Linked DNA regions of Homo sapiens: all the other regions are linked to region 3. Evidence: chromatin loops called from intact Hi-C (ENCODE). Cell type or tissue: ascending aorta. All regions are shown on one strand.

Evidence for each region. A loop is a pair of places that touch in the nucleus more often than their neighbours do. Peaks named below come from ENCODE experiments on the same cell type or tissue, not always from the same donor. Only the 100,000 strongest peaks of a DNase experiment are listed, where the experiment ranks them.
Region 1: a loop joins it to region 3, with 7 times the contacts of the local background. A loop is called at or near these places in 4 of 110 quality-filtered maps.
Region 2: it touches region 3 in a loop (3-fold over the local background); 4 of 110 quality-filtered maps call a loop at or near these places.

Annotation. Positions count from the first base shown.
Region 1 is chr21:37,253,206-37,261,205 of GRCh38, reverse strand. All of the region lies in intron 1 of VPS26C (VPS26 endosomal protein sorting factor C), which reads left to right. Among named protein-coding and RNA genes, the nearest start is that of VPS26C, 10 kb to the left of the region's middle. RefSeq lists enhancers at 2,547-3,139, 3,128-3,407, 3,140-3,732, 3,818-3,917. In ascending aorta, no CTCF peak of the experiment used is centred here; DNase peaks (open chromatin) are centred at 2,810, 3,012 and 3,488; H3K4me3 peaks cover 2,129 bases; H3K27ac peaks cover 1,616 bases.
Region 2 is chr21:37,459,706-37,467,705 of GRCh38, reverse strand. All of the region lies in intron 2 of DYRK1A (dual specificity tyrosine phosphorylation regulated kinase 1A), which reads right to left. Among named protein-coding and RNA genes, the nearest start is that of KCNJ6-AS1, 55 kb to the left of the region's middle. RefSeq lists a silencer at 4,398-4,447. In ascending aorta, a CTCF peak has its summit at 4,428 (motif pointing left); a DNase peak (open chromatin) is centred at 4,033; H3K4me3 peaks cover 454 bases; H3K27ac peaks cover 546 bases.
Region 3 is chr21:37,654,918-37,662,917 of GRCh38, reverse strand. All of the region lies in intron 3 of KCNJ6 (potassium inwardly rectifying channel subfamily J member 6), which reads left to right. All of the region lies in intron 1 of KCNJ6-AS1 (KCNJ6 antisense RNA 1), which reads right to left. Among named protein-coding and RNA genes, the nearest start is that of KCNJ6-AS1, 140 kb to the right of the region's middle. In ascending aorta, a CTCF peak has its summit at 3,790; DNase peaks (open chromatin) are centred at 3,737 and 4,168; H3K4me3 peaks cover 997 bases; H3K27ac peaks cover 1,457 bases.

The DNA.
Region 1 (8,000 bases), 400 kb after region 3:
TAGTAGTAACTGGCAATAGTTTACAAACACATTTTGTGTATACTGCTGTCATTGCACTGATTACCTTCTGTTGTAGTGACTTTGTTCTATTAGTCCACTCAATTAAAATATTTGGTTTTGTTTATCTTTGTATTCCTGGGCCTGGCAGTACTCACCACTTAATAGGTGCTCAAAAACTTTATTAAATGATGAGTTGAAGCCCTGAAACATTTAAACAAAATGCAGAAGACTGATAATTTTATAAATGCATTGATCAGAAAGGGGAAACTATGGTATTGTAGGCACATTATGGATTTTGCTTCGTAATTATAAATAATATTCTAGGTATCAATTTCAGACAGATGTTGATAAGATTTATTCTTATTTTGACATAGCCCCAGAGCTACACATTGCACCCACCATTACTTGTATTTGCTTTAAAATAGTCATTCTTAAGATCATGATTCAAATAAATTGGGAGTAGAGATTCCAGAATTCCTATAAATATGGTTTTCTCTCTGATTCAGGAATGGAATATAATAGAAAATTGTCCAAGGTTTGATTTTCCAGGGTCTTCATCCCAGTTCCTGTGGCTCAGCGTGAATATAGACCCTTTCTCCAAGCTTGCAGCATTGCTGTTGGGGCACCTTCTCCCTAAGCATCCTTCCACTTGGGTAGAAAACTTCTTTTTTTAAGTATTTTATTAAGATAGAGATGAAATCACGCTATGTTGCCCAGGTCGGTCTCAAACTCCTGGCCTCAAGCAATCCTCCTGCCTTGGCCTGACAAAAGTGTTGGGATTACAGGCATGAGCCACCACACCTGGCCTAAAAACTTGACTTCTGTTTCCAAAGACCCATGGGTGATATGAGATAATCAGGAATTGTGTTAAACATTCCCTAATTCCCTACTTCCAGTGAAAGATTAAATTTCCCATGGAAACACCTAACTAATACTGTTTTATAACTAGGTAGACTAGGATAGCCTTTTCCAGCTCACAGAGTGCTTTAATCCTCCATATACTGTTAAGAGGTAGCGTTTTCTCCGTTTTGTGGTTCAGAAGACTGAGGCCCAGAGAATTCAGGGACATGCCAGGGGGACTGATGATAGCAAATATTTGAAGTTGCATCTTTTTATTCCTAAATCCAGGATTCTTTGTGCCTTCTCTGGGTCTTAATTCTCATCTGTAGAATGGAGATGATACCTACTCAAAGGTTGTATTTTAAAAATTAAATGAGATAGTGTTTTAAGACACTTATCCTAGCTTCCAACACCTCGTGGGGGCCGCAGTAATAGGTGGTGGCATTGTCATGTTCTTTTCCACGCTCCGAAGTCTGTTCACCCTTAGAATTGCCCTTTGTATGCCACAATGCTAGTTACGTTAGTACACCCTCCAAATGGCATAATGAGTGCTTGTCAGATGCTTCACAGATTGTCAAATATGTGCCCACTGTCTATGTCTGCTTGGAGGAAGGAGAGTCAGTGACCAAGGAGAACATACGGAGGTGACGGCGATTTTGGCCGTGAGAGCCAAGTGTGATTTTGGTGTTGCTGCAACTCCTTTGCTTAGTGCAGCAGATGTGTTCTTGATCAAAAAGTTGGACTCAAATGCACTGTAAATTACTTTGTGTCTTGGAACGCTGTAGGGGAGCTTATTGGTTAGAAAAATCCTGCAGTAAATCTTTCTGTAGTGTAAATATAATTCATTTGTTTTTATAAATCCAGAATGTTTTACATTCTTAAATTCTGGCACATGTACTCATGAAAATGACATTGTTAAATATTATGGTTGTGAAAAACATAAATAAGAGATTTACTCCCCAGCATAGCCAGGTTACAGTGAGAAGAAATTTATACACTGTGGACTGAGTACTGTTACCTTAAGAACCTCAATACTACCTTAATTGGGCATGCCCGTAATTTCTTATGAAAAAAAAAGGAGAAACCCTATACATAACAGTTCATTATTATGAAGAAAAATTGCAAAGCTAAAATGCTAGTTTTTTTGTTTTTTTTTTTAAGCTTAAATATTCTACTTTAACCTGCTGGATTCTTAGTAAATGAATGATCAGTTGTAACAGTGAATGCTTGTTGTAAGGACTTAGGGTATAAAAATTTAAATCTCTGAGCCAGAAGAGATCTTAAGGTAATTTTGAGAGGTATGAACCTTTTAGGAATACAGTCATCCAAACTTTAAGTAGGTCTCTTCTTCTGCCAATAACCTAATACTCCTGAAAAAGCTTGTCTGTTAAATCATAACCTAAACTCTTATATAATGCATAAGAAGCATTTTCAGAATTATCCGAGATTGTCTGAAAACTGGGATGCGATCAAAAGTGTTCATGTAGTTCTCCACTTGGTGTTTGTTGCTGCAAATCTTGTACCAGCCTGCGCCTGAGCATGGTAAAGCCTGCTTGACCACCGCGGCGTGTTTCGATACTGGACAGGTCTCAGCCTGCTTTGCACACACTTCACCCCCTGCAAGCTGCTTGCTAGATCTCCCTCGGCCACGGTGGTGGGCTTTTCCTCTGCCTCCTCCTAATGCCGAGTCCCCGGTGCAGACTCGCCTCCGTTATGTCATCTAGGAGTCTACTCCGTGTCGCCAGCCATGCCCTCTCTTAGGCCCGAAACCTGCAGCCTACACCTTCTGCCTGTTAACAAAGGAAGAAAAAAGGAGAAAACTTTATTTTCCAGGTAACAATATGTAGACTGAGGACACGTAGCTTCCAGGAAAACGAAAGCACGGAAGCCTGGGGTCCCCACCGCGCGTTCATCAGGTTCGGGGCGCTGGGAATGCCCGGCGCATGCGCAGAGGTAACACGTCACATCGCATGTTCCTTTTGGCGCCAGGTTTTAACACTGAAAAGAGGGGTTGCGGCTGTGTCGAAAGGTGAATGGCAGGGCACGGAGACGCTTTGTGTGCGCAGTCTCTGTGAAACGGCTGCAACCGGCCTGGGAACTGCAGCGCGGATCAGGAAAGGTTGTTTGCAAGGTGCCTCCTGCGCAATCGGTGCTGCTGCCGGACGCCGGGGCGGAGGCGCCCGGGTCAGTGGCACTCACTGAAGTCACTGGGCAACGTTTTCCTAGAACGGGTTTCTGCTGGCTGCAGGCAGATCTCACGGCAGTTAACCTCGTAGTGTGAGCAGTATGGGGTTATGTGAGCAACCCTTCCCCCTGCTGTGGCCGCTTAGTCTCTTCACGAGGGTCTCATCTCCGCCACACACTGGCCAGCTGGGGCCGCGGGTACCATGTGCAGCGCAGCGCAGGCTGGTGGGCGCTGCCGGCTGGTGGGCGCTGCATGGTGCTTCACTGTCCCCTGCCTCGTGGCCCCGCTCCCCGCTTGGTGCCCCACCCGGAGGCAGCAGAGCCCATCGTTCTGTCTGGACTGTTTCCAATCCAGCTAACGCCGACTTTCCTTTCCGCCGGTCCCTTGCTGCCCCTTTGTCCCCGTCCTCCCACGCCTCTGGTACCCTCGCTCCCCACCCCTTTCCCTCCCCTCCAGTCCTTTCTTCCGCCCGTGCTTGGGGCTGACCATGAGCAAGGCAGGGTTGTGAAAAGCTGGAAGGGGAAGCCAGCTTGCCATTTGCTTTCTGCTTTCATTTCAACCACACTGGAGTTTGTGACGCCCTAACACTCCCCATTTCACGCGTTCCTTTTTTCATCAGGTCGTTGTTATACAGACAGGCAGTGCTTTTACTGCATGTGGCTACACCCCCACCCCAACCCAGTTACTTTTCTAGGTTTAAGCTTCCGTTCAGAAAACAAACTGACTTGTTAGCCATCGGCTAGGTGGGCTGACCTGCGTCCCCTCCCCGAGAGCACACAGGCCAGACGCTTCGGAAGAGCGTGGTCCACACGTCACCTGCGAACAGGGACTCGCCCACGAGAAGCCGCTACGGCCTCAGAGGGAACCTTGCCTGTTTGCCTGTCCAGAGCGCAGGGAGAGGTCAGTTGACCTCAGATCCTGATCCTTTTTTACTTTTTCCAGAACATTTTCTAGATCAGTTGTTTACAGACCTCATTTTGGGAAACCGCACTTCCTATTTTTACATATATTTGCTTTTTTTTGTTTGTTTTTTTGTGTTTTGTTTTTTTGAGACAGAGCCTCACTCTGTCACCCAGGCTGGAGTGCAGTGGTACAGTCTCAGCTCACTGCAGCCTCCACCTCCCAGGCTCAAGCGATTCTCCTGCCTCAGCCTCCCGAGTAGCTGGGATTACAGGTGCGTGCTACCACGCTTGGCTAATTTTTTATTTGTAGAGACAGGGTTTCTGCATGTTGCCCAGGCTGGTCTCAAACCCCTGGGCTCAAGCGATCTTCTGGTCTCAGCCTCCCAACCACCATGCCCAACTCCATATTTACATTTTTAAATTATAAAATGGTAAAACTTTATTATCAGGAATAAAAGAAAAAAGTATGTCATACAAACGCAAATATGTAAAGATGTAATTTTTGTAAAGTACTTCTTCTTGTCCTCTAACTTAGCTACACAGAACACTTTATGGACATGTTTACATGGTGAGCAGCCATGAAAAAGACTGCCTGGGCTTTTTACTCTCTGTAATAGAGAGCTTGTGCCGTCACTTGTTGGCAGAAAACAAATCCAGGCTCAGAGAAATAGTGCCTTTCCAAGGTGATAGAAAATAGATTTTACCTTTCATCTGGTAAGTTACAAATGGTTGTTTCCTTATAAATAAGTCAATAAAATGAACATCGTTTAGCATAAAGATTTTCCAAAAAAGCAATGAAACCCTTTTATTAAATGAAGTCTTATATAAAATTCTAATGTCAATTTTAATAATACATATTAAAATACTTTATTTTATAAACAGATAAAAGCAGAGCTGTTCTACTTTAAGTGAGAATATCTATTTCCTCCCTCCCTTCCCTGACTCTTCCTCACATCCCAAAGTGGCTGCTGAGGTGTCTTCACAGGCCTACGGCCAGTGGTTCTCTTGTAAAGTATTAGTTATAGGATGTTGTGACTAGCAAGAGGCAACAAAGTTGAAGTTTTTTCATGCCAACCCATTTAATTTGGTCCTGTGTCAAAACTTACAAGTTCTGTTAGCTTTCAGATATAATACAGTGCCTAGGGCCGGGCACGGTGGCTCATGCCTGTAATCCCAGCACTTTGGGAGGCCGAGGCAGGCAGATCACCTGAGGTCAGGAGTTCAAGACCATCCTGAACAACATGAAGAAACCCTGTCTCTACTAAAAATACAAAAATTAGCCTAGTGTGGTGGCGGGCACCTGTAATCCCAGCTACTCAGGAGGCTGAGGCAGGAGAATCACTTGAACCTGGGAGGCGGAGGTTATAGTGAGCTGAGATTGCACCACTGCACTCCAGCCTCTATCTAAAAAAAAAAAAAAAAAAAAATGCAGTGCATAGAATGAGGCTTTAAATATTTTGCCTTTATTTACTGGAGCATTTAAGCCAAAAAGGTACAGACCCACCAGTTTACTGACTATCCTTTGATAGTTTCTGCCATTTTCCTCCTGGAGAATTTACTCAGCTGGGGCTCTTGGACTAGCAGTCTCAGCAAAAGCTGGTGGGCTCTGGAGACCTTCACTGTTGTCCTACTTACTTGTCCTGGGAACTTGAGCTGGGAAGGACAACATGAGATTGTGGCCCTTTTGCTTCTGATAGGAACAAGCTGTCCTGACCCTGGATTACTGATGCTCAGACAGAATTGACCTCTGGGTAGCTGTGAGGGTTACACCTGCTGTGTGTGCTCTGATCCGTTGGGCAGGTCTCTGGTGGCCAGTAGCATTGGCTCACATGCTTTCCAGTGATGGTCGCGGTCCCTTCATCCTCACTACCGTTCCCCCATGACAGTGTCTTATTTACGTTTATGGTTTTACTGTCACATGCCAGGCATGATTTCAGCCCAAAATTAGCTCTTCCTTTGTTTTATCAGAAAGAATTATTTAAGACAATTTCTCTAAAACCCAAATCTTCACCTTTGGGAAAGGAGCAGCAAGCAGTCCTGTCAATGGAAAATTAGGAACCGATGGGCAGAAATCCCATTCTTCAGTAATCATCAGGAAAAAAACTAAGCTTTTTCTAATCTAAAAAAAATACAGTCATGATAGTTTGACCGTGTGTTTCAGATTTTAAAAAACCATTTTGTAAATTGAAAATATATATTTTTACTTGCTAAGAAAATGCAACTAATACAAAAGAATGTCTTCTGCCCCTTCTCCTCTGCTGCCCCATGAACAGTGCCCAGAATTAACCACATGACATTCTCTGCATCTCACAGTAGTTTCATAGAGCAGCCTTAGGTGATCTGTCCCCAGAGCCTACCCTGGATTAACCTGAAGCAGAGACCCTGTTCCGTACTGCTTAATTAACACGTGATCTACCCTACAGTGCTCTTTTTGCTGAGCTCTTTTTTTCTTTTCTTTTATTTATTTTTTTTTTCTAGACAGAGTTTTGCTCTTGTCACCCAGGCAGAATGCAATGTCTCAGCTCACTGCAGCCTCTGCCTCCTGGTTCAAGCAATTCTCCTGCCGCAGCCTCCCAAGTAGCTGGGATTACAGGTGCCCGCCACCATGCCTGGCTATTTTTTGTATTTTTAGTAGAGATGGGGTTTCATCATGCTGGCCAGGCTGGTCTTGAACTTGTGACCTTAGGTGATTCCCCTGCCCCAGCCTCCCAAAGTGCTGGGATTACAGGCGTGAGCCACCGCACCCAGCCTGAGCTCTTTCTTTCTTTACTTACTTGTTTTAGAGATGGGGTCTTGCACTGTTACGCAGGCTGGAGCACAGTGGCACAATCATAGCTCACTGCAGCCTTAAACTCCTGGTTTCAGGTGATCCTCCCATCCTAGCCTCCCAAAGTGGGTTGGGATTACAGTGCGAGCCACCCCACCTAACCGTGCTCTTGCTTTCTAACAAGGGCCCTTTAGGCTGTTAGCCTCATTTGCTGCTAGACTCATCTCTTGTCCTCTACTCTGAAGTTTGCCTGCATCCTGGCTTGGATTTGAATGCTGCACTATCGTGATTCATACATGATTTCACTCTGGGATTTCAATCTGCTGGCTCTTTGGTTGTTCATATATAAGTGTGGGCTGGCTCTACAGAGCATTTTCTTTGGCGGACTCCCTGTGTTCCACGGTCATTACTTTGGCCTGTAATTATGCCAATTCCAGGCTCCTTTGTAATTGGAGCCCTCCTAAATGTTTGGTTTATAGTCTGGAGTCTTTACATGCACTTATGCCAGTAGTTCCAAACGAATGTCAACTTTGTAAACCTACAAGTTGGAATGTTATTTCTTGAATAGTCCTTATCCGAAATGCTTGGGACTAGAGGTGTTTTGGATTTTGGAATTTTTTCAGATTTGGAGTATTTGTAGATATTTAATGGTTGAGCATCCCTAATCCAAAAATCCAGAATCCGAAATGCTCCAGTGAGGGTCTTCTTTGAATGTCATGTCAGTGCCCAGAAAGCTTTGGACTTTGGAACGTTTCAGATTTCAGATTTTCAGACTAGGGATGCTCCATCCTATTGAAATCTGAAATCAGGTAGTCTCTATTAACATAATTTTGTTAATATGTGCTATCTAACTCCTGAAGCCACGCAACACACCATGATTAGAATTTAATACTCTGCTGCTAAAGATCCTGCATATACTTACTTTTATTAATGTTTACTTTTTATGAATAGTATTTTTCCCTTTCTTTTAAACTTTTGTTCAGTGGCTTCAGTTTCTTTTCCAGGCTCTCAAGAAAGTTTCAGATTTTGAAGTTTCACATCACACTATTGGACAGTATGCTTTTTGTCAGCCCATTTTACTTAGTATTGACGCCTGTGTGTATACTATACCATACGTAGAAGGAACCAGCTATGTTTTACCATGTTGGTTCTGCCCCAGAATGTGATACTAAAACATAAGCCCCCAGAGCATGGGCTTCACCTGTTGTGTTCCCTGCCATGTCCAAGTGCCTAAAACAGTGTCTGATACAGCAAGCATGCCAAAAAAGTTGTCAAATGATGGTATTATTTCTCTATATTGGCAGCA
Region 2 (8,000 bases), 200 kb after region 3:
ATTAACAAAGTTTCCTTCTACTGCTAGTTTTCTAAGACCTTTTCCTCATGAATAGATGCTGACTTTTATTAAATGCTCTTTCTGTATCTACTGAAATGAGATGACCTTTCTGATTTACTCTGTTGATGTGGTGAATGACGCTGATTGATTTTTGAAATGATAAACGACTTTCCTTGAGCCAAGCATGGTGGTTCCCACCAGTAATCCCAGCAATCTGGAGGCCAAGGTGGGAAAATCACTTGAGCCCAGGAGTTTGAGACCAGCCTAGACAACATAGTGAGACCCCATCTCTACAAAAAAATTAAAACATTAGTAGGGTGTGGTGGCACATGCCTATGGTCCCAGTTACTCAGGAGGCTGAGGTTAGAGGATCACCTGGGCCCAGGAGGAGGAGGGTGCAGTGAGCCATGATTGCACCACTTGCACTCTAGCCCAGGGCAAGATCCTGTGAAAACAAACAAAAAAAGATTTTCCATTTCTGGAATGCGATTTGGTCATGATTTTATGCGTGTGTGGTAGATTCACTGGTGAAACCTTCTGGACCAGGAGTTTTGCTTGTGGATAGTTTCCGTTTTTTTGTTTTGTTTTTTTTTTTTTTTCTTTTGTAAATCCCAAAGACTTCAAAACTAGTGGGTAGCTCTTTCCACTAAGGATCATGTTTAATAGGACTATTCAGATTTTCTATTTTCTGCTGTGTCTGTTAAGTTGTAGTTTTCTAATAGTATAACTTCATCTAAATTTCAAATGGACTGACATCAAGTTTTTATAATATCTTCTCATAAGCTTTTGTGATATCCTCTTCACCTCAACATTGGTTAATGAGGTCTTCTCTTTCTTCATGGTCCGCCTCATCAAAGGTTTAATTTTATTAAGTATGCTGTCTTATATAGGTATTTTTTTTTAAATTTTGGTCTCATCTTGTTCTATCAGTTACCAACAACAATGTATTAAAAATCTCCTACTTAAAGTGTTATACTGGATAATACAAATTCAGGGTTGTTATGCCTTCCTGATGAATAATACCTTTTATCATCATAAACTGCCCTCTTTATTTCTAGTAAAGCTTTTTGCTTTATCTGTTATCAGTCTGACTACACCAAGCCTTCTCTGCATCAATTTTTGTATGGTATGTCTTTTGTCCATCTTTTTACCTTTACCTTCTTCTGTTTCCTTGTATTTTAGGTTTATCTCTTGTAAAGAGTATGTGGTTGAGCTGTATCTATAAATGAACACTAACAATCTATTTGTTCCAACTGTTTTATGTTCCTTTTCCTTTCTTATCTTTTGCTGGAATTTTTTATATCATCTCCCCATATTTTTATTTTTTAGTTACCTTATATATTACAATATTACAAAAGATTATGCATCCTTGACTAATCAAAATCTAATTACTCCCTAAACTCATCCACTATGTTGATTTCTGTTTTAATTCTGTTGCTCTCTCATCCATACACATATGTGTGTATATCTACTGTATTCACAAGACATCCAAATGACCATCCAGCATGGATAGAATCAGACTGAAAGATGCATCTGGAAGGAAAGATGGGTAATTCTGTGACATCCAGATAGCTATGAAAGAATTACAAAGAAACAGGTAGTTCCCTTGATTACTGCTGTTATCACTACCCTCCTGAAATACTTGTTTCATTTTTTGAATCTAGATTGAGTGAATTATATGCATTAAATTCAACAAGCACTTACTGAGGGGCTGCATCAGCACTGTCTTGCGGAGGTGACAATGCCATTCATAATCTGTAACAGCACTTCTTGGACTTTAATGTGCCTGCAAATTGTTTTTCAATCTTTTTAAAAATGACGGTTCTGATTCAGTAGAGCTTGAAAGTCAACATTTCCTTTTTTTTTTCTGAGACAGAGTCTTGCGCTGTTACCCAGGCTGGAGGGCAGTGGTGCACTCTTGGCTCACTGCCACCTTTGTCTCCTAGGGTCAAGCAATTCTCCTGCCTCAGCCTCCCAACTAGCTGGGATTACAGGCACCCGCCACCACCCATAGCTAATTTTTGTATTTTTAGTAGAGACAGAGTTTCACCATGTTGGCCAGGCTGGTCTTGAACTCCTGACCTCAGGTGATCCACTCACTTTGGCCTCCCAAAGTGCTAGGATTACAGGCATGAGCCACCATGCCTGGCCAAGGGTCAACATTTCTAACAAGTCATCAGATGATGCCAATACTATTTTGAAAAGCATTGGTCACCTTAATAAAAGAAAGCTGTTCTCCAACTAATTCAAGTAGTGGATAATCCAAAAATAAGTTATAGTCTATCTAAACAATACACTAGAGGGTTTTTTTTCCCCAATAGATTTACTTTTCTAGTTATAAAGTTGAAACTTTTTTTAGGGAGAATAATACACATTCCCATGCATAACGGTGATATGCTAGGTGACAAAGAATCTGATGTTCTTTTTGGAATTTGCTGTGGATGATCTGAATGTGAATTGGCAAGAAAAAACTTTTTCACTTCTGGTACCTTTTTAGCTATGTATTATAACACCTATCATAACTAGTTAGTGACATTATCAGTTATTTAGTGAAAGTGAAGAAAGATTAAGCCACCAGTACAGGAGGACTGCTGGTAAACATGGTATATAAACGAGGTGTGCTTGCCACATGCTCATTGTCTCCTTTCTTAACTCGACTGCTGTGTATGAAATTCAGAATAAACCTAAGTTTAATTTCCTCCTGCAACACCAAAAAGTATTTAAGTTATCCATTCATTCATTCCTTTCCTATGATAAGATTCCAAGGGGACAAAACTAATATGCGTATTTCTAGTTAACCTGATTTCATAATTAAGCAAATTACCCATGTTTTTACTCTTAAGTTTCTATCTTCCTAAAATTTTAATGCAAATGTTAATGGAAAAAATGACTCAGTTCATCCTGTAACAGGGATGATCATATAAAGTATTATGCGGAACCATATGAAACTGCTGATAGATTTCTGACTACCCTTGGCTTACAAAAACAGTAATTTCATATGGTTCAACCTACTATCTACCGTATTATATAATCTTTATTCAACTCAGTATAATAATATCTTAGCTTAAGAATGTATCACAATACATGTTTTAACATCAGATAATGTTATAATTTAATGATGAACTTAACAAATAATTCAAAGCTATCTAAAATCATCATTTGGAGTGCAGTTCCAAAGTATTTTCAACTGCTGTCAAACAGTATGGAAAGCATGTTGGAGAAAATCATGCATGTGGAGTTCTGTCTTTACGTGCTTCTGAACTGTATGGATCATTTTTACCATGAGCATGTTTCTGTAACTTTGCTAAACTTGGGAAAAATTCAATATTTTACTAAAAGAAAAATGAAGCAGCTTTCTTACTTCAGCCACGTTACTATGTTCTAGCAAGGAACTATAATAACTAGAGACCATATTACCAGTATGGATCAGCACTGATTCTACAGAGAAATATTTCATAAACAACACATCTCAAAGACTGGGACATAAGATTCAAAAAGATAGTGGTAAACACAGAGGAAACAGCAAATACAAAAAGCATGAGAAAAGACCCTAAGTTTAAAAACAAAAAAGTAAAAATAACAAGTATCAGAAGCCATCATCTCTGATACATAACCCACACGTAGCTCTACTTGTAGATCTGAATGTTATTCTTACCTAACCTGAATTTCTTTGTTAGTAATGTGTTAACAGGGGACCATTCCTGTGACAGTATTAATTGATAGTAGATTTTAAAGAGAAACAGTTAAATCAAAGAACAATATTAAAGAACAAAAAGTAAATGAAAATAATTTAATTAAAACTATAGCATCTAAATGTGGAAACTTATGAGGCTGAGGTTCTAAGACAGAATCCACTAAGAAATGAGGAGGGCAACCAAGCTTATGTGGGCAAAAACCCACGAGGTCCCTAGCAACAAGGCACATCCAAAATGAATTGCACCTCTAATGATGGCCGGAAATAAAGGCACATGATTAAGAGGGTAAGTGAACGAAAGTCCATGAGTAAGCTTTGTTCACGATTTTATCATCAGCACCAAGAACAGTGCCTGGCACATGGCCTGCATTCAATAAATATCTGTGCAATAAAGGAATGAACTGAATCCATCAGGAATATTTAGACTGTGAAGAAATCATTGAGAGAGGGAGGGAGGGGACTGCACGGGAGGTAAGGATGAATGTAGTATTTTTTAAATGAGGGGTTCTTGAATCAAAAGCAGAGAAAAGTCTTATAGCACAGGCTACAGCTATTGCTCAGTCAACTGCTCTTACTCATTTTTATATCCCAAGCACACAGTGCAGTGCCTGGCTCCACAGAAGGTGTTAAATAAATATATATTAAAGTGAAAGTAAGCAATGACTGTGACTATGCAAAAAGTCTAATGATAAGGACTATTTAGTAACAGTGAGCCAATAAGAACAAATGAACTGCTTTCTTATTACCCTCTAGTGGCCAATATGTGTTACTACAGGATACACACACACACACACACACACACACACACGTGCCAACATTAAACACACACACACACACATGCACACACAAGCTTGTCAACCCACTAGCCAAAAGAGCATACTCAATTATCTAGAAACACAATGAAATTGCTCATATAAGACGTAAATAAAATCTCAGGTTTTTCAGCATGAAAGATTAACTGAATCTATATATTAAAATTGTTAGTAACAATGGGTTATGGATAAAAACATGTTACCCTTAGGAATTTGTATTATCAGATTTCCACTTATGACCTTTGTAGAGTACCTGGTACCAGACTCCCTCATTCATCATAAACAACTAAAGAACTAGTCAAAACATACGAAATAACCGTTTTCAAACACTGGACAACAGGCAGTGCAGAATCGTGATGACTGAAAAAAGAAATCACTCTTGGTGAGCCCTACAATCCCCCTGGTTTCCTATCTAGAGGCACTTTCCAGGGTACAATATAGGAAGGGGGAGCCCAAACAGAACACAGCAATCTCACTGTGCTGCAGAGACAGAAGGAAGAGTTCAAGGCCACTGAATTGGCTGGAATTTGTGCAGCAGGTAACAAAAAGAGAAGGAGCTCCATCAATCCGTACATAGGGTTCTCCTTGACTCTTTGGCCAAATGCTAAGCTGCACAAGCACTGGGAGAAGGACCATGAAGCCAGGCACAGAACAACTACCAGGGAACTGTGAACTGAATAACTACTAAAATTCACACAAGACTGTAAGACATTGAGTGTTCAAACAGGCTACAGTGGAGAAACCCACAGACATTCAACAGAGACCCCAGAAAATCCACATTTAGGGCTAGGGCTAATCCAGCCCTACAGTAAAGGCTGGCCCCTGTTCTAACAGAGACTGAAACAAACCTCAAAGGATCAAGATGGTCTGCAAGTGAATTAACAGCCTGCCAGGACGACATTCAACACTCTTTAAAGAGAACAACAAAATCCAAACACTCACGGGCCAGCATTCCTCATCCCCATAGCCAGCCCAATTCACTAGGCACAGCAAGAAGCAAGAAAATGTGGTCTGTATTCGGGAGGAAAAAATCCATTTAAGACTCAGAAATGACAGAAAGAGTGAAGTTAGCAGACCAAAACCACTATTATGAATGTTTTAAAATATAAAGGAAAACATGGACAAAATAAGGGAATAGTGAATCTTAATAGAGAAATAGAATCTACGAAAAGGAACTAAATGGAAATTCTAAAAATGAGAAACAAAATAACTCAAATGAAAAATTCACTGAACGGACCTAATAGCAGTTCAGACACCGCAGAAGAAAAGATAAGTGAATGGAAAAACAAAGCAATATAAATTAACCAAACTGAAAACAAGTTTAAAAAAAAAAAAAAAAGGAAAAAGTCACACAAAAATCACACTGAGGCAACTCAACCAAACTGCTGAAAACCAATGATGAAGAAAAAAATTGTAAAAGCAGCCAGAGACAAAAACACCTGTTTCCATATAGGGGAGTCACCACTTTCTCACCAGAAACCATGTGCACCGCCAGAAGAAAATAAAACATCTTTAAATGATGAAAATAAAAAAGACCTTTAACCTACAAATCTATATCCGGTGAGAACACCCTTCAAAAACGAAGGCAAAATACTTTTTCAGACCCATGAAAGTGAAAGAATTTGTCAACAGTAGATCCGCCCTCAAAAAATGTTCACACAAGTTCACAGAAGGAAAATGATTCCAGACAGAAACTGAGATTCACACAAAGGAATAAAGAGCACCAGAAATGTAAATATGTATGTAGATAAATATAAAAGACATTTTTTCTTAATATTTTTGAAAGCCAACTGACTGTTCAAAGCAAAAATAACATTGTGGAGTTTATTACATATAAATAAAACAATCACAGCACAAAGGACAGGAGAAATAAATGTAAGTATTCGGTTGGTGTAAAAGTAGTTGTGGTTTTGCCATTTTATTATAACTTAGATAATTTAAATAAATGTATAACTTAAATAAAATGAAATACTACCTATATTTGAAAATCAAAAATAATCATCTTAAAACTTTAAGACTAATATGCAGATGTGTGCTTTTCATTCATTCTGTATTTAACAAGCACGTATCATTTTTTAGGAACTGTACTATCCTCAACAACTAAATAACAGAAAATCTTACTTAACCCTACAGTAAAAGGGCCCTTACCACTCTTGATTACAAAAGGTAAGCCAAATTCTTACAGCTGAAATAGGAGGCCAAGGATTTATTTTTGGTAATACCATCTGGAAGACAGAAAAGATTAAAATAGTAATCCAACATATAGCTGCTGGATTCCATAAATTATCATATTGTACAGAGGATAACATATAATATGGGTAAATTTATATTTTCTTTAATATCCTAAAGTTATAAAATATTTTAAATAATAAGAATGAATAAAGCAGATAATACCACCTAGTACTAAGTTATTGGCAGTCATGAAAATTCCAGGTAGAGAAATAGTTTTTCTTGTAGTGCCCATAAATTTTAAATTAATAATCAGTAATGAAACCTATTTAAATTAAAATTCTTCCCTACTTAGTACAAAACAAGGTATTGAGCAGTCTTTGAGCCCTTAATTAAATCTAGGAATGAGCGTAGGGACGTTTGGAAACAAAAGACAGGTAAACAAAGACACGCAATGTCTCAAGACAAAGTCTGGAGGTGAAATTAAACCTTTTTAGACAAGTCCAACCACTTAATGAAAAGAATGAAGACCGGTGGTTCTCTAACTTTGACTGGAGGCTAGTGGCTAACAGTGGATTAGAGGCCAAAGTCTCCCTCATAGCGCAGTAACATTTCTGAGATGTGAACGCCGCAAGACTCCCCCACCCCTTTTGTTCGCTACTGCCTCCCCATGGCTTAAAACAGCAGAAGCTCTCTAAGTATCTGCTGCCTGACTTAATAATACAAAAAGAGCACAGACAAATCAATCTGCCATTAGGAGATTTTTAAAATGTCAACAGGAAACAAAAGATTCTCAACATGTTGCAATAAATAAAACATACAATCTGCCGAATTTTAGGTATTAACTGACAATTGATTTTAAATGACTGCAAAAAAAATCTTTTGAAACATTAAAAACTAACACTTTACCAAAAAAAAAAAATCCATGCTAAAGAAAGCAACAAATCTAACATAGCAACTGAAATAATGGTCGCTTATACAAAATACTCACAAACATGTTTAAGTTTGAGCAAATGCAATTTAAAAAGTTTATCTTCATGACTATGGCTGCAGGATCCTTCCTGACTTAATTGGCACTTGACCTAATGCTCCCAAATATTTATGAATATATATATTTTTAATTTGCATACAAGTATTCTCAAGCCCACTCACTCCAGTCCTTTGCGGGAAAAAAACGAAACTTATTTCTGATCAAAGTTTAATTTTAGATGACTCACTGGACAGCCCTGCAGAGACACAGAGAAGAATGCCTTTTAGGCTAGCAGAATCCATATAACAACACAAGAAACAACAAACCAGATGACAGCTGCTGAAGCAGCCCTGTC
Region 3 (8,000 bases):
TCTCAAAAGAAGACATTTATGTGGCTGATGAACATACGAGAAAAGAACTCAACATCACTGGTCATTCAAGAAATGCAAATCCAAAACCACAATGAGATACCATCTCACGCCAGTCAGAATGGTGATTATAAAAAAGTCAAGAAATAACAGATGCTGGCGAGGATGTGGAGAAATAGGAATGTTTTTACACTGTTGGTGGGAATGTAAATTAGTTAATCATTGTGGAAGACAGTCTGACGATTCCTCAAAGACCTAGAACCAGAAATATCATATGACCCAGCAATCGCATTACTGGGTATATACCTAAAGGAATATAAATCATTCTATTACAAAGATACATGCATGCATATGTTCATTGCAGCACTATTCACATAACAAAGACATAGAATCAACCCAAATGCCCACAATGATAGACTGGATAAAGCAAATGTGGTACATATACACCATGGAATACTATACAGCCATAAAAAGGAATGAGATCATGTCCTTTGCAGGGACATGGATGAAGCTGGAATAATGGAAGCCATTATCCTTAGCAAACCAACACAGGAACAGAAAACCAAGCACCACATGTTCTCACTTATAAGTGGAAGCTGAACAATGAGAACACATGGACAGAGCGAGGGGAACAACACACACTCAGGCCTGTCAGGGATGGGGATGGGGAGGGAGAGCATCAAGAAAAACAGTTAATGCTTGCTGGGCTTAGTACCTAGGTGATGGGTTGATAGATGCAGCAAACCACCATGGCACACATTTACCTATGTAACAAACCTGTACATCCTGCACATGTATCCTGGAACTTAAAATATAAAAATAAAAATAAATAAAATTTTCTCTGATCACAAGACTGCAAGGATTAAATTGTTTTCTTCTAGATAGTTATTATAACATAAGCAGAACGCAAATGATCAAAACATAAATATATTAAGTTTTGGTAAATAATTTTTAAGTACAAATAGTAAAATTTTATTAGAATTATGTCTCTTAGGCTGGGCGCAGTGGCTCAAGCCTGTAATCTCAGCACTTTGGGAGGCCGAGGCAGGCAGATCACGAGGTCAGGAGATCGAGACCATCCCAACTAACACGGTGAAACCCCGTCTGTACTAAAAAAAAAAATAGAAAAAATTAGCGGGGCATGGTGGCCGGCGCCTGTAGACCCAGCTACTCAAGAGGCTGAGGCAGGAGAATGGCGTGAACCTGGGAGGCGGAGCTTGCAGTGAGCGAGATCGCGCCACTGCACTCCAGCCTGGGCGACAGAGAGAGACTCCAGTCTCAAAAAAAAAAAAAAAAAAAAAAAAAACTATGTCTCTTAAGGAAATGGGTGGAGCTTCTAATTTTTTTACATGTAGCTATAGATTAATATGACTTACTGGTAGTCTAAGGCAGGATTCAGCATTACTTCTGTTCCAATCTTTATTAGTTTAGATATATGCACTTATGAACATTATTCTCAAAATTACAGAAAAGGGAAGAAATGAGTATTGATGTAGCACATCACTCTGTTCTATGAACCCCTTTGGAGTCATTTGTTATTAAAAATCACGTGCTGATTAATCATGGAAAGTTATTTTAAATTACCCATAAGCTGTTTCCGTTTTGTTAAAAGCAAATAATTAGAACCCACCTATCTTACAAAAGTTACTAGTCATTTGTTACTAGTCATTATAGACAGTCACATTCTCACTTTCAAGGAATTATACCAAAAGGTGGGAGTGGGGAGGGGGTCTTATCAACAGTTATCAAATAACTATTAATCTGTTACTCATAGTTAGAAAAGCCTCTTTTAGCCTGATATCCTGTGAAAATTTCAGAAACATAGAGATAGTATGAATTTCAATAGACCCTTGCAAAAAAAGTTGAATATGGATTTACAATATTCAATTGTATTTTGGCCAAAAGATCATGAAAGTGTTTTCCCTGTAAATGTTGAAGAAACTAAGACACTATCTTACCTCTATCCTATGTGACTTTCTGTCAGAGATGTTCCATCAATCTGCTTAGGTGTGCACATTTTCACTTTCTCAACCTTAAAATCATGCAAATGATCCAACCAAGGCACAGACGGGGACACCGATGGGAGACAGGCCTTACCAAGATTAGCGGTGTCAATTAAGGCCAAACGGGTGCCCTCTGGTGCAGTGCCTGGCCCGCAGTAAGCGTGCTCTCCAACAAGCTCCCTCCAGCCCTGGTGGTGAGCATGACAGCAGCATGCTCTGAACCTCATGGAGAGTCCCAGCACGCCTTCTCCCCATCCCAAATTATTTCTAACACAGGTACGCCAGTGAGGTGTGTGTTTGCTGCCTGGGTGACATGAGCTACCATCGTCTACAAGTCTTTGTTTGGTCCTTATGGGAACAATGCATTCTGTGGCCATAGTAGGGAATGGAAGGGGCAAGGTCATTAAAGGAAAATCAGCATCCCATGTGCTAGCCCACTCTACAACTCAAATGAATTCAGAACCTCACAGCTGGGCCAGAACACCCCACGACCAGTGCTTCCCATTCAGGGTAGAGCATGGGAGAGAAGGAGAGCCCCGAAGCCAGCCTGGGGCACATGATGCCACTATTAGAAGGGTGTCCAACAGCACTGATATTTCTTATCTCTCGCCCCTTTGTCTAGGGCCTTGCACCCTGTGGCAGGAATCCTGGTAAAACATGGCCTTTCTTGGTCAAGTTGGAGGGGACCAGTTGTGAAAGAAAAAAGGAAGAGAGTGTAGGTGTGTGCCCAGGCAGGTGCCTCTTGGGAAAGCTGCCTGGACAGTGAGCTCTGCACGTGAGTCTCACCCAAGCTGCTGTGCCAAGTCCCCAGGAAGTGGGCACACCAAAGCCACCTGAGGTCATGGGGTTAGCACCTGCCCCAGGGCAGCCTCCCTCCAGCATTCCTGCAGCTCTCTGGACTTTGGCATCCTCTTTTGACCTCTGAACACTTCCCTTTCTTTTTAACTTTGTCATGTGCAGCCATCTACATTTCTGAAATATAGCCAGCATTTTAAACATTACAGAGGGAGACAGTTTTCTGAGTTCTCTAGACAGCCATGTTGCCAGAGATGATAGTGATGGGTAGTTTTATAAAAGGTTTTGAATCACTGCTCATTGGAGAGGGCATGAAGAAGCCAAAAGTGGACAAGGTTGAATCCTGAAGCAGCAAACGTTAGAAAGAGTCATATCTATGGAGGCTTCAGGTATCAGGGATGATTGTGGTCCAGGCATTGGGTCAAGGCAAGTCCCACATCAGATGGGGAAATTGAGGCTATAGCCCTGTACCCACTCAGACTCCTGAGTACCCCAGGTCGGGGGGATCTGAGGCAGTGGCTGGAGCCAGCAGCCTGCCCTCCAGCTAGACTGCATTTCTGCTCTTTCCTCTGCCCTTCCCTCTTTTAGTTTTCCGCTCTTCTTTCTCTTTTTCCATTCTCATCTTCTTCTCTGTCACATCTCAGACCTGCCCAAGGAGGGCTGGTAGCATCTGAAGCACTTGGGGTTGCAAAGGACCTGCCATGTGTGAGGGGTTGCCACAGGCCCCTACTCCACCACATCAAGGGCTTTGCTGTCCGCGAGGATGTTCTGAGACATGGGGCTCACCCTGCCTCCCTTGGGTCACACCTTTTGGTGCATGTCCATGACTTATTTGGTGCTCAGTTCGTGGTCAGGAATGCAGCCTCACAGTGACACATCGTTCTTGTGGAACAACATGATCTGATCTGTGATTCAGTTTCCAGGAGTTCCTGGAAAAAAAAGAAAAACAGGGACTGCGTGGAACTCTTCTTCTGGACTCCACCAGGGGCCCTGAGAGCACAGTTTTGACACAGGTGCAGTAAGTTCTTAGCAACTGAAGCCCTTACAAAGTAGCAAAGCATTCCATGCTGGGAAACTTCATTTTAAAAACATCTTGTTTGAGAAACGAGTTAGGAGTGTTCCCAACTTGGCTTCCAGCTAATGTAAACACTGAAAACAAATTAATCATTTGGAGAAAGAGAACAAGGAGTTTAATGTTTTGAAGTGTGGGAGCCAACATTTCCAGATGGACTCTTCATGTGTTGGGGTCAGAAAGGAAAGAGGACCAGCCTGGGCATTGGAGGATCTGGGTAGCCCTGGGCTCCGCTACTGGCCAGCTGAATGGCCTGGGGCAAAGGACCACTGCCTCTGTTTCTTCACCTGCAATAAGAGGAGTGAGGAACGCCCTCTGAAGTCCCTTCCACCCCAGTGAGCCAGCACTCTTGGCCTCAGCGTCCCTTCCCCTCCTGTAAGCGCTGCCTCTGGAGCTTACATTGCCTAGTGTGCACTTGGGAGAGTGAGCAAAGTATCTGGGTATATTTTCTCTTTTCATCTATTCTGCAGACAAGCCAAAAAAGGAAAAAAAGGAAAGAAAAAATCTCTCTGTATCACCACCACCCATTTCTTCGGGGCTTTCTAAATCTATCACAAAGTTGCCTGCTAACATCGCTTAGCCTGCTTGCTGCAACATTCTAGCAAATGAAAAGCTCTTCTCAGATGTTCTGCACTGCAGATATTTCAGGACCCATTTTAAATGGCTGCAAAGCAGCAGAAACTTGACAGAGAAATTCCCCCACGTGGGTAGGCATTTCCAAGAAACCTCAGTTTTCTCATCCAAGCTAAATCGCAATGTCATGCTCGTCTTCAGGGACCAAATACTTCCATCTCTCCATTTAATTCACTGTGCGTTCCTGCTGTATGCTTGAGGTGCTCTGATCTCTTTTATTTTCCACTTAATCTCTAAAATGAATGTCTGAGTCGTGACCACTGTGAAATCAGTTAATTGAGCCCTTACTGCAGTGTTCCCTGCCCCCACCAGGTTAGAAGCAATTCTGTTCCACACAGAATAAAGTAACCTGTAAATATTTGCAGGAATAAGAGCCTCGTTTTAAGAGAAAACCCACAAACTACAAAAATGAATCTTGAAGCCTAAGACCAGCCCTGCAAGGCAAGGCAAGGAAAACCTGGGTGGCCAAAGATCTGAGTTCAAATCCCGACTCACCACTCTACCAGCTTGCAGAACCATCACTGGAAAGACACCGTCGTGAAATACTGATTTCTCAGATGCCGTCTCCCCCAGAAAATTCCCTTCATGGAGCAGGGACTTTTCTAAACCAGAGGGTGGCCTGGGCGGGTCAGTTATGAGAAATTACCACTTTCTCTACTACCTCTTCTCTAAGACCTCACTTAACTGAATTTTCATCAGGAATGATATGGGCAAAATTAGAAGACTGATTTTCACTGAGTCCAGAAAGTGAGGGGCACCCCTCTGGTTTGTTACAGGCACCCAACGATCCCAGCTGAGTCCCCAATCTCTTTGAGAGGAGGGAGAGGAGAGGAAGGGGTCCTAGTGAACCCCTGTCAAGCTGGGAGCAGGCAGCCTCAGTGCTTGTGCTACTAAGGAAGAGCAGGAACTATTTTCTGGGCACACTAGGCAGACCCTCACCTGTCTCAGAATCCCCCGTCCTTATGGCAGAGAAGGTTCCCAGGGCTCCCACTGCTGAGCCTCACCCCAGACCCACCCCTAAGGTTTTCAGGGCCAGAACAAGAGCACAAATGGGGCCCCCAGGACATGCCTCTTCTCTCCCACCCTTATCTCCTGTCTCATCCAGTGAGGGTCATTGGTGACGTGTGTAGGTTCACCCCAACCAGCTCCCCAAGTCCCATCCCCAGCTCTGCAGCCCTGAGCCACCCTTCCATGACTCTAGCCAGCACAGGCCTTGGATCAGGGCCGTTGGAGGAGAGAGTTCCCAGGTCCCAGATACCTGGGGACCGGCTGGGGGTGAGGCAGGGGTTCTGGGTGGACTGGTCCCCTTGGCTTCTCAGACTCCTCACCCTGTGTAGGAAGGCCCATGTGGGTACCAGGGCAGGACACCCTGTCCCCTCCCTCCTCTCCAAGAAGCAACCTCTCTGCATCTTCTAGGACCTCCAATGGCAGAACAGGACAGCGCCATCACTGACATCCCCTGGAACTTTTCTTTGGGTGGGAAGGAAGCACAAGCATCATTGAGTACCCTGGCGCTGGGGTGCCAACTTCTTGGGCCAAAGGACAAGAAAATATCCTCTCATTATAGTCTCTTCCAGCAGAGAGAAGGAAGCATAAACAAAAGCAGCCTCCCCTCCCCAGAGAAGAGAGACAGGAGGCTTGGCCACGTAGAATGTGAATTTCTCTTCCATCCTCAAGTTTTGAGGACAGTGTCCCTGACAGAAGGCAAGCCAAGGGTCTGATCTCCAGCCACCGTCCAGCTCAGGCAGGCCGGGGAAAGGACAAAGATAAGAATCGCCCTTGTGTCCCATGCCAGCCCCAGCCGCTCCAGCTCCAGCTGCACCACCCCTGCAGGGCTGCAGAGCCATGGGGAGGCTGGGAGAGGAGCGGGCAAGGGAGGCTGCTATGCGGCCCACCTCAGAGGTTAGAGTACCACATGTGAGCCTGGGTGGGGGGCCACCATGCTAAAGCTCATCGTCTACCCCACAAACCAACCACTTTGACTCAGCCTGGGTCTGCAGCTGCAGCCCGGGAAGGCCCCAGCAGGGAGAGGAGAGCTGGTGGGGACATCAAGGCAGCCCCTTAGCATTCATGAGGGATCTGAAGCTGGCATGCACAGACCAGGCCTGTGTCTTCTGTGTGAGGAGCTTGTCAAGATTCTGTGGACCCTGAGCACAGCAGGAAGAACCCCCAATGATTGGATGAAAGCACTAGAGCCAGGAGTCAGCATCTCCTGTGCTGCTCAGCAGGGAGAAGGGGTGTGGCCAGCTGATGCCAGCCTGTGGAGCAGGGGTGTATCATTTGGAGAGGGCACAGCAGCATCACGCTGAGTCCAGGCACCATGTCCCATTATCATTGATGTAACGTGTGCATGCCACGTCTGGCAGCACCATGGTGATGCAAAACCCCTAAGTCCATGAGGGTCCAGGAAGGCCCCCCCATGGGCCATGGCCATGTGGTGTCACACGCTCTCTCCTATGCCATCCTCCCAGGGCTGTGTGTGGGAAAGAGAAAAAGAGAGAGAGCAAGAGAGACATAGGGGAAGTTCCACACCCAAGTCCATGGAATGATGTCAGCCAAATACAGAAACAGAAGTGCAAACCCTGACCTCCGTGGCTTCGTCTTGCTCCTCTTCTGCCCCAGGGCTGGCCTCTAGTTATGACCTTTGGGGAAAAATGCTTCCCCATGCATGGGAGTCATGCTGACACAGAGCTCCCTGGTTACCACTAAGAATCAGAGAAGGTCCCTGAGTCAAGCACTGGATTATAAGAAGCCAACTACCAACTGAAACATAACTGAAGATAATTTTATACTTAAATAGGACTTTTCACTTTGCAAAGAATTTTCACATCATTCCCCTTGTCCATTCTACCTTCCTATGTCCTACCTTCTCAAATACATACACACACACACAAGTGCACAGCCTATATAAAAACCCACATAAGACCTGGTATTACTTCTTCCTTAGAAGAAAAAGTCTGTTGAAATTCTTGTAAAGAACAATCAATGAGTTCATTCAGCTTCTTCATAAATAATTTCAGCTTTGATTTGCCTATGATACAATTACTCCAAAAGTAATCTGGCCACTTCTGGGGAGGGTGTTGGTGGAGGAGCTCAGAGGCCCTAGGTATCAATTACCTCTTCATGGTTACACTCTCTCTCTCTCTCTCTCTCTCTCTCTCTCTCTCTCTCTCTCTCTCTCTCTCTCTCTCTCACACACACACACACACACACACACACACACACACACACACACACAAATGTCTAGAGTGTGAAGGCAGTGTATTCTAAGACCATGGCAGGACTAGCTTGGATAGAGCTTGACCCAGGAACTCAAATGATGTCACCAGGACCTTCTCTTCTTCCATCTCCCTGCTCCACTTCCTTTGTGCTGCCTCTGTCTCGGTCCACCTCTCTCTCACATCTTCTCAGGTTCAAGTTTAATGGGAAAGAGCTGTAGTACTTGCCCATAGCTCCCATGAGTTCTGAGAATCACAGTGATTGACTCGGGCCACAGGCCT